Regions from separate parts of the Homo sapiens genome. Here region 1 is linked to region 2. A link is a contact called in ENCODE Hi-C or POLR2A ChIA-PET data. All regions are on one chromosome and are shown on one strand. The core of a region is the stretch at or near the end of the contact, and the rest is flanking DNA. Distances in the headings are between cores, read along the strand shown.

Region 1 (4,178 bases), core at 358-2,857, 360 kb after region 2:
TCAAGTGATCAGCCTGCCTCGGCCTCCCAAAGTACTGGGATTACAGGTGTGAGCCGCCGTGCCGGGCCAATGGGGCAAGGTTTGAACAATGGTCCTGTAGTGAAGATGGCTAACTTCTCAGAAGAGAAGGCTGAAGAGGGCCTTGTATGTCAAATGGGGAGACGGGAGGTGAGTGTTGCCCTAGACTTTGAGAGCCAAAGGGGCTAACTGTCATCAGAAACAGTGGGAGGGAGATTCCTCTGCCTATAAGGGCTTTGGGTCCCAAAATAGAAACTGAGAAAGGTCAACCTGTCCTTCTGCCAGAGCTGGTTATCAGCAAGAGAGATGAGATGTCTCACCCTCTCTCATGTGACTTCTCAGTGGCCCTAATGGAGCTGGGAAGGGTATGAGCTGCAGTGGGGAGGTTCCCAGCTGCCCTTGGCCTTAAGACCAGTTTGAAGGGAAAGGCCACACCAGGGCATCCCATGGAAGCAGTCTACACTCATGTCTATCCCATTCAGAACCATTGAAGTCGGCCCGGCACTGTGTGGGGAGGCAAGACCAAGGAGGGGCTCGTGTCCAGGTTACAGCTGGGTTTGGACTTGGTTTATGCCAATGCTAGACCTGGCTTGGGAGGAGACCTTCCCTCAGGGTGGTGCAGCATGGTGGAGTGAGGAAAATACAGGATCTGATGTTAGAGAGATTTGGGTTGGAATATCAGTTTGCAATATGTCAGGCAGTATGTTTCTTTACTTTTCTGTGCTATAGGATCCCCCTTGCAGAATTAGCACTAGGATTTTTTTTTTGAGATGGAGTTTGCTCTTGTCGCCCAGGCTGGAGTGCCATGGCGTGATCTCGGCTCATTGCAACCTCCATTTCCCGGGTTCAAGCGATTCTCCTGCCTCAGCCTCCCGAGTAGCTGGGATTACAGGTATGCACCACCACGCCCGGCTAATTTTTGTATTTTTAGTACAGACGAGGTTTCCCCATGCTGGCCAGGCTGGTCTCGAACTCCTGACCTCAGGTGATCCCGCCTCAGCCTCCCAAAGTGCTGGGATTACAGACGTGAGCCTCCGCTCCCGGCCTTAGCACAAGGATTAAATGAGATGTTTATATGGCGTTTGGCATAGACACTGTCAAAGAGTAAATGGGCAATAAATTATAACAATGATCATTGGGGGCTGGCTATTGGAGAAGAGCTGGCTCTCTCCAGAGGAATTCGGATTACCTCCTTCTAGGCCCTAACCCCATTTACTGATCCCACAGGCCCCGCCCCGGCTCCGCTAGCCCCGCTTCCTCCTGTCGCTTTGGCCTCCGGCATGACGCATGCGCCCTCGGGCTCCTCCGCGGCAGCATCTCGGTTCTCCTCTCGGGCCCATCTGGAGCCTCGCGTCTTTTCCAGTGTGGGCCCCGCCCCCTGCCGGTAGAACCCCGTCCCCGGCCGGTAGGGCCCCGCCTCCCGAAGCAGTTCCGGTTCGGCTCCGAGCAGCTGCCGGCGCGGCGGTGACGGCGGCCGGGACGATGCCTGCGCGCAGTCGCCACCGCCCCCGCCTCCACTCCGGCTCCCCGCCCCGGGCTCCGCCCCCGCCGCTTGAGGCGCTTCACTCCGGCGAGGCGGGGAGGGCCCCGGACTCCGACGGCGGCTCGGACGCCGACTCGGAGGTGGGTCCGGGGAGCCCGACTCGGACCGCGGAGGTGAGCGGGAGCTGAGGCTGAGGAGAGGGGAGCTTGGGGGGCGCCTGCTGCCAAGGGTGAGTGGGGAGTCTGGGATGGAGCCGGGGGCTGCCGAGGGACCGCGACCTGGAGGGGCCCCGGGGAGACGGTTGAGGGAACCGGGATAGTCAGCTCTGGAATGGAATCTGAAGCAAATGGAGGTTGTCGAACTGAGGGCCTGAAGGCTGAGGGATAAGTGGAGGCCGAGGAACGAGAGGGAGAGAGCGAGAGGGGGAGGCTTGAAGAGCCCAGAGCTTGGGGGCTTTTGAAAGCTGCGCAGTGGGGGAAAAAGATCGAAGGTCCTGCGGGAATGTGGACCCGGAAGAAGAGATGCTCTGGGTTTGGCAGCGGGGATGAGGAGTCAGAGGAGCAAGACCTGGGCCGGTGTTCCCTTCCCAGGGCGAGGGAGGGCGATCGGGGCTGGGACTGGAGCCCTCTCATGGGGTTCTCCTCTTACGGAGCCCTCTTATCCGCCTCCCACCCCGGGTGGGGCTGGTGGTGATGGAGGGCAGGATTTAGGTTTGACTAGAAGGAGGAGGGCTGTTGGATGGGAAATCGTCTGGCCTCAAGGGGTGAGGGAGGCACTGAAAAAGAGAAGTGTGGTCAAGAAAGAAAAGGAGCCCTTGGGGATCTAATTTTGGGCTTTGGCATTTTTACAGGTGCCTTTTAAAACATCAAAGATCACTAGGGCAATGTACTTGGATCGTGGGGCTTTCTCGTTCGTGCACAGTGGATCATTTTAAGAATCTTGGGTGGAAGGGGCGGTGTGAATCACTGATTTGCCTAAAGGACTGGGGGAAGTAGTGGAGAGGAAGTGATGTTTGAAGAAGGTAGTGGAAGACGTGATTCTGAAAATGAAGATATCATTTGGATTTATTGACAGTAATGGTGTCCTTTTTTTCATTGTAATTTTTTCGTAGCTAAGTTTAAATACCAGACATGTTAAGATCCTAAAAATTTACTATATTACCTTTAAGTTTTAAAAACTTGAAACAAGACTTTGGATACTCAGATTTTAAAAATTAAACTTGAAACAAGAATTTGGACACTTGGATTTTACAGATACTCAACATGGACTGGTTCCACTTTCAAAGTTTTAAGTTGACACATGTATTTGCCACATAGTAAATGTATGGTCAATGCAAGTTTCTGGGTGAAGGGGGCACAGTGAACTTGCCACAGTCTAGGCGCAATACCAAATCTTCCTCTCACTGATAACCCCAGGATTGGACTTATCTCTTGAAAATTGGAGAGGTACCTTTGACTGATTGGCAAAACCAATATTGAAATACTATTTTGCAGGTATTGTGTGAATAGTATTTTTAGTAGAGTGATTTGGAAAAATAAGGACAGAGGATGCTTGTAGTTGGCAGCCAACACAACTGGGACAGGTGGGTATACAGATGCTTTTTATAGAAGACATAGTTCCAAAACATAATTATGCCAGAAAAAGAATGATTGCAATATTTATATTCACTTTAGTAGAGATAAATTGACTTCCTTTTGTGATTGTTAAGTCATAACATGGTTCCATGAAGTCTTTGACTTTAGCCACATGTCTCATATGTTTTACAACTTTTTATGTGATTATAGGTTTGTAAAGTTGTTGGCCATTTCTTTTCTCTTCCTTCTTTTCTTTTCTTTCCTTTCTTTTTTTTTTTTGAGACAGAGATTCGCTGTGTTGCCCAGGCTTAAGTGATCCTCCCACCTCAGCCTCCCAAGTAGCTGGGAGTAGCTGGGACTGCAGGTGGGCGCCACCATGGCTGGCTAATTTTTGTTAGCATCAAGCGTTTTCTAAATGCTTGATTAAATCTAAATGGATATCTACTGTTTAATCTTCATGAGATGATAATTTGATTTGCAACAGCTTTTAAATTAGTTTATGTGTATGGGCTATGTGACATACCCTCAGATGCACAGTGGAATAGTAATTGTTTCTTCAAAGGATATGTGAATTCTTAGCTAAAAATGCTGAGATTGTTAAAGTATTAATTCCCTTTTCTTTAACTTAATACAAATTATCTTCAGTTGAAGTTTATGTAATATTACTGTTTGTTGGTTTTATCTTTAGAGTGAGATCCTCTGGAGACCTTATCTTCATACTTAGTTGTGAATAAAAGTCATGGCATGTAAAAATTTGCTGAACTGCAATATAAGAACTCTATTAAGATTACAGCTTAATGTTATTGCAAAATTAAAGAGAAACTGTTAGATGGAGTTGTACAATTAACATATTAGCATGTCTAATAGTTTTTTAATTTTTGTTTCCCTTTGTCAGTTCTCACACCCATTGAATAAAGAAAATCAGTTTTTGGCTAGGTGTGGTGGCTTACTCCTGTAATCCCACCACTTTAGGAGGCCGAAGCAGGCAGATCACTTGAGGTCAGGAGTTCAAGACCAGCTTGGCCAACATGGCAAAACCCCATCTCTACTAATACTATAAAAAGAATTAATCAGGTGTGGTGGCTCACACCTGTAATCCCAGC
Region 2 (3,983 bases), core at 262-2,761:
AGTAGTCAGGGAAGCATGTGTTTTGCTTTATTTTTGTTTTGAGACAGAGTCTCGCTCTGTCACCCAGGCTGAAGTGCAATGGTGCAATCTCAGCCCACTGCAACCTCCGTCTCCAGGCTCAAGCAATTCTCCTGCCACAGCCTCCCAAGTAGCTGGGATTACAGGCACCTGCCACAATGCCCGGCTAATTTTTGTAGTTTTAGTAGAGATGGGGTTTCACTATGTTGGCCAGGCTGATCTCGAACTTCTGACCTCAGGTGATCTGCCTGCCTCAGCCTCCCAGCATGCTGGGGTTACAGGCGTGAGCCACCGTGCCTGGCCAGGGAAGCATGTGTTGATAGGGTCTCAACATCAAATACCTGTAGAAGCCAAGGAAGTAACGTAAGTGGAACCCCAGGGCTGGGTGGACAAGCCCAAGGGCTTCTTCAGCACCCTCTGGACACAGTCCTCCAACCCCTTACTAAACCACCTCCCCAGGTTGACATCCAGCCTCCCACTGCCCATCCTGCCCAGATACACTGGAGAGTGCTTTCTAGAGGAAGTGCTGCATCTCAGAAAGGGCTATAGTGGAGGGGAACAGAGCTCAGGCTCTGGAGTCAGACAATGCTGGGTTGTTGCCTTCCCTTTTCCATTCCCTGGCTGTGTGACATTGCACAAGTGCACTTACTTCTCTGTGCTTTGGTTTTTCTCATCTGTAAAATGGGGAAAATAATAATGTCTACTTCATAGGGTTGACGTAAGTATTTTACACAATCATTCATGTGGTGTATTTAGCTCAGGGCCTAGCACATAGAGATTACTTAATACAATTCACCTATACTGATTATTTTTGTGGTTACTATTATCATTGCTACAATGATTATTAGGAATCACACTGTTATCTCTGACATCTCCTACAGATGGTGGCAGCAGGACAATGGAAACAACCCGGTGAGTACAAAAGAGATGCTCTTGAACACACACCCAACCCTCTTCCTTCATTCACACCCCCCGGCCTGATATCGGCAGCACATCGCTATGCTCCTCTTGGAGAAAACTCCTCTCGCGTTGAGAGTGGAAACACCAGCTTGCCTTCGTGTGACATGGAGCGGGTCATGCCACTCCTCTCCTCAAAAACTTTCAGTGAGGTCCCTTGTATCTTACAGAACAAAGTCCAAACTCTATCCTGTCATTGAAGAGTCCTCTCCCAGGTGGCCGTGCCACATCTCCAGCTTGTCTCTCAGGAGACCTTCTCCAGGGCCCTGCCTGTCCACACATAGGACTCACCACTCCCTGGGCGAGCCTGGGCCCTTCCCCACCCATCCTGTGCTTTGATTCCCCAGGGGCGGTGCCCTTGCCGGACTCTTCATGGACTAAATCCCACTCGTCCTGCAAAACCTGGCAAAATTCAAGGCCACTGGAGGAGCTCTTCCTTTGAGACTCTCCAGCAGGACTTGCCGCCTCTGCGCGGGGTGTGTAGCAAGCCCTGCTTGCCATTGCCACTCCGTTGCTGCAGAACGAGTGGGATTTGGTCTCTTTCGTGACTTCCCCAACACACACACCCCACCCCCACCACATAGCACAAGGCTGAGAACACTGGGAACGCTCAATAAAGAAATATTTTTGGCCTGAATGAATGGCCTGAAGGACTGCTCCTTTCAACAATTATGGCCCAATAAATTATACCGACATTGCCTCCTGGAGGGAAAGGCCACACCAAGGCCCCCACAGATGGGGAAACTGCTCTGTCTGCCAAAACCCAGATGCAGGGCAGCCTTGGCCCTGCTTGGCTGTCTACCTGAATCTGGGTTTAACAACTTGGCCTGCAGTTTTACAGCCTGAATCACCAGGCTCAGCACAACAGCATGAGTTCTTTGTCCGCATGCTGCTGCCAGGTGTTGAAGGAACGGGCTGCAGTGACTTACCCGGCTCAAGGAGACCTGCAGGCGGGGCAGACGGGTGCCTGCACCCCAGGCTGGGAGGCCAGGGGACTTGTCTGCAAAAGAAACCCTTGTCTGGACCCTAAACAGAAAAAAAGAGGTGATGAAAGTTTACATGAGGACCCGGCTCTGGGTGCTGCAGGGGGATGCGTGCTAGCTTGGAGGTTGGGGGTAGGGGCTGTGGAACATGGAGTGACCTTCAGGTCACTGAACAAAGCTTAGAGGGCCCAGACTCAGTCAGATTTTATTTCTATAGCTGTAATAGTTGTGTGGTCCTAGGAAGCATGCAGGAAGCCATCAAATTTAAGCTTTTAGAGCTGGGGTTACATATCTTAAGAGCCGAAGAAATGCAGTATCCAAACAAGTGATATAAGGCATGAAGACTCGTGCAAGGAGAGGTTAGAAGGGTCTCTGGCTGTATGAGCGTTCCTTTCTTGGGTTATGAAGTCATTGATTCAGCATCTATAAATAGAGCTCACGGCAATGGCGTGCTGGTTACGGTTTAACCACCAGTTCTTCCAAGAAAAAGCCCTGACTTGAGGCATTTGCAGATTTCTGTGGTGTAAATACACCCACCATGGCCAATTTCAAACTACCCAGAAGGTAGGCCCAGAATGTAGAGCTGGGAAGAGATTGCACAGCCAGCTCCCGTACACACTGATTCCCAGCAGCCTGTCAGCGTCACCAGCAAGAATCCTACCAGTAGCCCACTTCTTCAGTAGTTTTGCAACCTCAAGCAGTGCAAGTCAATGAGGCAACCTCAAAAATAATATGAGACGATAACCCCCAAAATTGTGTGAGATAAGATAATAATTCCCTTACTGGGTAAGCATTTTTCAAACTGGCTATTATTTATTTTATTTTTTATTTTTATGTTTTATAGAGTAGAGGTCTCACTACATTGTCCAAGCTAGTCTCAGACTCCAGGGCTTAAATAATCCTCCTGCCTCAGCCTCCCACAGTGTTGGGATTACAGGCATAAGCCACCATGCCCTATTTATTTATTTATTTTAATTTGTTCAGACAGGGTCTTGCTCTGTGTCCCAGGCTGGAGTGCAGTGATGCAGTCATAGCTCACTGCAGCCTCAAACTCCTGAGCTCAAGGGATTCTACCTCATCAGCCTCTGGAGAAGCAGGGATTACAGGCTTATGCCAACAGGCCCAGCTAGTTTTTTATTTTTTGTGGAGATGTAATCTTACTACATTGACCAGGCTGGTCTTGAACCCCTGGCCTCAATCAATCCTCTCGCCTCGGCCTCTCAGAGTGCTGAGATTATAGGCATGAATCACTGCGCCCGACCCACAGTCCTTTTGCAGATATTCACCAACATGCACAGAGCGGCAAAAAATTTGAGTCAACCGACAAGCACATTTCTAGCAGAGGCTGAACAAGGCAACGCTCTGACTTCCTGTTTCAACTGTCATTTTGTGAAGAAATGTCCTTTTCACAGTCCATTTAGTGCCAGGTTTTTCATATTTTTGTCCTTTTTCTTGGGGATGGTGCTGTGTAAAATGGTCCCCACGTGCACGGCTGAAGTGCTGTCTAGCGATCCTAAGTGCAGAAAGACTGTGATGCACCTTCCGGAGAAAATACATGTGTTAGATGAACTTTGTTCAGGCAAGAGCTATAGTGCGGTTGACTTAATTCAATGTTAATGAATCAACAATATTTATTAATAAGGCATCTTTAAACAGAACTACACAGCTGGGAGCAGTGGCTTATGCCGGTAATGCCAGCACTTTGGGAGGCCAAGGCAAGAGGATTACTGTAGCCCAGGAGTTCGGGACCAGCCTGGGCAACATAAAGACTCCATCGCTACAAAAAAAATTTAAAAATTAGCTGGGTATGGTGGTGCACACCTGTGGTCCCAGCTACTCAGGAGGCTGAGGTGGGAGAATCATTTGAGCCTGGGAGGTTGAGGCAGCAGTGAGCCATAATTGCGCCACCACTGCATTCTAGCCTGGGCAGAGCAAGACCCCACTTCTCCAAAAATAAAACAAAATAAAAGAAAACCCAAAAAATCATAAATGCACGTAAAATAAAGTCATATATTAATCAGTTGA

Evidence for each region. A loop is a pair of places that touch in the nucleus more often than their neighbours do. ChIA-PET counts read pairs that join two places held with the same protein, here RNA polymerase II (POLR2A). Pooled maps may share reads with other maps.
Region 1: a map of PC-3 shows a loop between it and region 2 (4-fold over the local background). The contact joins the promoter of SAMD8 here to the enhancer-like site in region 2. A Hi-C loop is called at or near these places in 2 of 168 maps with a recorded cell type or tissue (PC-3 and mammary epithelial cell), 3 of 37 single-sample maps with no recorded cell type and 5 of 50 pooled maps. POLR2A ChIA-PET finds 5 or more read pairs at or near these places in 3 of 52 experiments (H1, activated T-cell and naive thymus-derived CD4-positive, alpha-beta T cell).

Annotation. Positions count from the first base shown.
Region 1 is chr10:75,110,049-75,114,226 of GRCh38, forward strand. It overlaps SAMD8 (sterile alpha motif domain containing 8), which reads left to right and starts at 1,608. Exons shown (of 6, transcript NM_001174156.2): 1 at 1,608-1,674. RefSeq lists enhancers at 418-1,367, 1,368-2,316 and a silencer at 1,355-1,694.
Region 2 is chr10:74,752,205-74,756,187 of GRCh38, forward strand. It overlaps LOC124902459 (a long non-coding RNA gene), which reads left to right. Exons shown (of 2, transcript XR_007062201.1): 2 at 900-1,612. Among named protein-coding and RNA genes, the nearest start is that of KAT6B, 72 kb to the right of the region's middle. RefSeq lists an enhancer at 1,199-2,719. Within about 2 kb of position 1,512, at least 2 of the 41 ENCODE cell types and tissues checked have a DNase peak (open chromatin) inside an H3K27ac peak, as active enhancers do; they include PC-3, where a contact is called at or near this core.